Linked DNA regions of Homo sapiens: region 1 is linked to region 2. Evidence: read pairs that join two places in POLR2A ChIA-PET (ENCODE). Cell type or tissue: Caco-2. All regions are shown on one strand.

Evidence for each region. Peaks named below come from ENCODE experiments on the same cell type or tissue, not always from the same donor. Only the 100,000 strongest peaks of a DNase experiment are listed, where the experiment ranks them.
Region 1: POLR2A ChIA-PET joins it to region 2 with 10 read pairs; 2 of 35 experiments call an interaction of 5 or more read pairs at or near these places.

The regions. Positions count from the first base shown.
Region 1 is chr18:22,222,431-22,224,930 of GRCh38, reverse strand. All of the region lies in intron 2 of LOC105372017 (a long non-coding RNA gene), which reads right to left. Among named protein-coding and RNA genes, the nearest start is that of GATA6, 54 kb to the right of the region's middle. In Caco-2, no CTCF peak of the experiment used is centred here; a DNase peak (open chromatin) is centred at 1,050.
Region 2 is chr18:22,043,540-22,046,039 of GRCh38, reverse strand. No RefSeq gene overlaps it. Among named protein-coding and RNA genes, the nearest start is that of LINC01900, 64 kb to the right of the region's middle. In Caco-2, no CTCF peak of the experiment used is centred here; DNase peaks (open chromatin) are centred at 599, 1,039 and 1,409; H3K4me3 peaks cover 1,518 bases.

The sequences.
Region 1 (2,500 bases), 180 kb before region 2:
GAGGCCAGGAGTTCAAGATCAGCCTGGGTGACACAGCAAGACCTCATCTCTAAAAAAAAAAAAAAACAATTAGCCGGCTGTGGTGGTGTGCACCTGTAATCCCAGCTGCTCTGGAGGCTGTAGCGAGCCTGGAAAGTCAAGACTGCAGACGGCAGTGAGTAATGATCACACCACTGCACTCCAGCCTAGGCAACACACCCAAAATCTAAAAAATAAGTAAAATGAAAAACTTAGCACTTATTTTTATTATGGATAAAAACAAGAAGGTGCTTGGCAGAAACAGCACAGCCCAGAGGAAAAAATGGCCCTATTGGTTTCTACCACCCTGATCCTGAATCCCCTGTGACACACAGGGTTAGTGTTCTCTCTTTATGGCTAACAAGTTTTGCTGACCTAGTAGTATTTAGGCAGGACAAGTAAGGCCTCAGGCTTAGGAAGCCAGATGCCTGGGGATTTGTAAGGGAGAGCCCTGGGAGCCTTCCCACGTTGCCCACCTGCACAGAGCTGTGTGCCCTTAAGCAAGTCACTTCACTCACTGAATCCTTCTTTCTGCATTAACTGGAGGATGATTGACACCCAGCCTGTGTTCCTAATACCATCACCCATCCATTGACCAGACACTGTCTTTAGAATCAAATGAGATAGCAGAAAAGGTTTTTTTAAAGCCTTTTACCTATGCTACAGAATAGTATTAAATAAACCAAACACACACACACACACACACACACACACATTTAAGAGGGAGTGGAGGGCGTTTCAGGCATATTAACTGCCCCAGGGACTGACAATGAGGATATAAAGTCCCTATAAGCCAAGGTCCAGGGCTGTCCTGTGTTAGCAGAGCCCTTGAAAGAGCTACCACAGGTCCCAACTAACTATTTAAGAACAAAGGGGAAAACACAACCCAGAAAACCAGAGAGAAGAGAAAAAATAAATAAATAAGAAACCAGGAGTACTGGTGCTTCTGAGGGCAGGTGGAAAGCACAGCCTTAGCCCTGGGGCTTTGATGACATCAGCACTGGCCAGAAAGGAGCTCAGCACATCTCCCTGCCCCTCCCACGGGTTCCAACCCCGCAGTTGCTCACCGCCAGCAGGGCCGGCACCTGAGTCACCCACTTGTCAACGCCCTGGGTTTCCCTTGGACTCCTTGCCCGCCGGGGCTGCCAGATGATGAGATCATAGCACTTGACAAAACCCTGTCTTTCAAAAGCACTTTTATCCAAATGATTTTTTTAAAAAAGAATTTAACAGGCATTATCTTACTAGCTGTCCCATCTTCGGCAAGGCCCACAGCCTGAATACATTAAGGTGTGTTCAGGTTTGAATACACCTTATTTTTTAGGGCAGTCTTAGGTTCATAGCAAAATTGGGCAGAAAGTACGGAGCTCTCACAGACCCCTTGTTCCCCCAGCACGCACAGCCCCACCCACTATCCGCATCCCCACATCCTGCACCAGAGTGCTACGTTGGTTACAATCCAAAGTCCATAGTCCGTGTTAGGGCTCACCCTTGGTGTTGTACATCCTATGACATATTCAGTTTTCAAGGAGAGAAACAGGCAACAAGGGTTCAGAAATGCACACCCTCTCAGTAGAGCAAGGACTCCACCCTCCCCAACCAGGACAGCCTTCTCTCCATCCTTAGTGTGATGCTTTCCTTCTTCAGCCATAAAGCAAGGGAACACTTGATAAGTATTAACGCGTAGGGAAAGTTTTTTCTAAAGCAGAATCATCTAAACTAGTGCTCCTCAAACTTTTACTTGAATACAAATCCCTCGAGAGTCTTGCTAAATCCAGATTTGGCTTGAATAGGTCTGGGACAGAGCCTGAGCTGCTCCAACAAGCTCCCAGGGGATGCCCACGCTGCAGGTGATCAGACCATATTTTGAGGAGCAAGGCTCTGTTTTAAAGGAGTGGCCACAGGGAGTGGGAGCTTTCAAGTGAGTGGATTGGGCCAAATCATACCTCTGCCAATGGCTGGATCTAAAACAATGTGATGATCAAACCTACGTTGCAGGACTCAAGAGGACAATGAATGCAAAGTTCAGTTCCGAGCTGGCACTCAATGACCTGAGCGTAACTACTGTTACTCTCCTTTTTGTTACTATTAGTATTATTATTATTAAGGCAGAGTCTCACTCTGTTGCCCAGGCTGGAGTGCAGTGGTATGATCTTGGCTCACTGCAGCCTCCACCTCCCAGGTTCCAGCAATTCTCCGGCCTCAGCCTCCCCAGTGGCTGGGATTACAGGCATGTGCCACCACGCCCAGCTAATTTTTGTATTTTTAGTAGAGATGGGGTTTTGCCATGTTGGCCAGGCTGGTCTTGAACTCCTGACCTCAAGTGATCCACCCACCTTGGCCTCCCAAAGTGCTGGGATTACAGGCATGAGCCACCACACCTGGCCTGTTACTATTATTATTATCACTCTTCTTCACTCTTCTTCTTCTTGTTTTTGTACTTGCCCAGGTGAGAGTACAGTGGCACAATCAAGGCTCACTG
Region 2 (2,500 bases):
GATGGAGCTGAGATTTGAACACAGGTAGTCTGACATGAGGTGGAAGCATGTAATTGCTACGCCAGTCTGCCTGATTTGGTGACAAAAAGACAGCCTGGTCTCTAACAAGAAAGCAAAGACATAAAAGAACCGGTAACATGGCACAGTCCTCCCTGCAAGCCCCCAGGGGAAGATCTTAATGGCAGAGACTTCTTTCTCCACAGCCATGGTGAGACAGACAACCCTGGCCCACAGGGGGCCATTTTTTCATGGGATTTGTGGCAACTGTGCTGTTCATGCTGGCGTGGGGAACACTGGCTCAGTCTCTCATCAAAGGCTCCCACGTGGGACCTTCACTCATGGCTCCCCACCCAGGGGTCCCACTAGGGGTTAAACCTAGGGGTTCCTCCTCTAGAGCAAGGACACTGAGCCACTTTTCTCCTCCTTCCCGTTGTACTGTCTCTTATTGGTGATTTTTTTTTTTTAATTTATGATTTTCGGCCCAGCCGGTTGTTAGCCTGCTGTGTTTGGAAAAGGTAGATGATTAAACCTCCTGGCCAGGTGTAAATGCAACCTTTGTCATCTGGAGGCTGGGAGAATTACCTTGTTGAGCTGCAGCCTCTCTGTGGCTCCACATTTTCTGCTTGAAGCAGAACCTCTCCCAGGCTAAGGTCTACAAGTCTTAGGCCTACCATTGGATTGCCCTGCTCTGAGTGAGCCCAGCCCAGAAGCCAGAGATCACAGATGTCCCCACATGGCCACAAAAGCTCTGAATAGACCCTAAAATTTGGAGGTGGAGAATCAAGCACCTGTCTCTCTCTCTCTCTCTCTCTCTCTCTCTTTCTTTCTCTCCTCTTTCTCTCTCCCTCTCAAGGGAATTTTTACTAGGTAAATAATAAAAATATGTAATCATTGACTAGGCCTTTAAACCTGACCTGAAGGTACGTTTGCATTTCTGTTGCCAATAGAGATTCCCACTAGTCCCTTACTCTGCCTCAATAGCCACCTCTCAGAGTCTACTTGTCCACTTGGCTACTGGGATGTTCAGCCCCAGAGAGCTACAGCCATGCAGAGAGGAGAGAACCAGCCCGAAGGCTGCAGCTCAGGGAGGTCACTTAGAGAAATGGGTTTACAAACCCCTTCCCTTAAGGAAGCCCTACAGTTGGCCACAAACCCTGACCACAGGTCTGTGAGAGGGAGAGGCCAAGCCAGGACTGACTCCCTGTGCTGTGAAATTGTGAACCCAGAGGACAAGAAGTTCTGGATCTGCGTGGAAGGCATCAGCAGCCCAGTGTCCTGGAGCATCAGCCAGAAGCCTTGTGTTGACTTTGTAAGGCTGAGTTCTCACCAATAGACTCATGCTTCAGGAAGGCTATTTCTGAACAAACAGCATGCAGCAAGTGAGCTCTTTGTGCCTCTTCCCAACGCACTGAGCTTGGCCCCTGCTCAAGGTGAGCTGAAGGCAGCAAAACCTGTTCTCAAGTTGCTTTCATTGGTCAAAGTCCTTTCCTAGGTGTTGGGTGGCTCTTGTTGAATTTTGGTGCCATTTGGGAAGATAAGTAAAAATCGACTTGAGCCTTCTCTGTAGGCAGTAAATAAATGTTTGTCAAAGACCAAATGACTAACTCAATAAGTCAATTAGCGTGTGTGTAGTGAGCGTCTCCCCCCGCCCCTGAGCCCAGCCCTAAATAACACGCTGTGAGAGGCTCACAGACACCCCAGCAGCAGTAGCAAATTGGGAGGTGGGGGGACAAAACTAACATCCCTGGGATCATTCAAAAACAACCCTATGCTAAATGACTAAATTTGCTTTAACTTTGACCAGTTTTGCTCTTTGCAATGTATGTGACAGATGACATGGCTCTGTGAAGTTTTCAAAGGCTTTTGGCTGAAAGCAACACCATTTTAACCAGCAAGAGGATAGAGACATGCCCAGCAATGGCAGGCTCATTTAATATGCAAGCAAAGAAGGAGACTTCAGCCTGGGTTGGAGTCCTCTCATGGATGGCAGGATGCAGATTAAGTGGCAGATTAAGTGAGGAGGAGAAAGGTTTATCTCAGCCAGTGCAGGAATGCAGGGTCAGGAAGAGACTGGGGACTGGAGACAGCTCTAAAAACTGCATTGAGGGGTTTCCTTTCGGGTGCAGTGAGAAATAAGTATGCCGAGTCAGAAGGAAGAACCCCCTGCAGGGCCTCGAGGTCACTCACGTTTCTCTAACTGAGGATGGGCATCCCTGAAGAGGTGCATTTGGAAGACTGGGCCACACAGGACCATCTGCAGAACGTATCGCAGAGGAGCAGGATCAGCCCGGGAGATGGAACTTGATGGAGAGAGGAAAGGAAGAGTCAATCTTAGAGATATTTTGAAGAAGCAAAAGATAGAATGTGTGACAGGCAGGTTGTTGGAGCCAGTGGCAAGAGAACAGGGGAAGCTGCCCTGACTATCCTGAGAGATATGAGACAGGATAAACAGAACCAGGATAGATGGGAAGGGACAACCATAAGCAGAAGCGGCACTTCA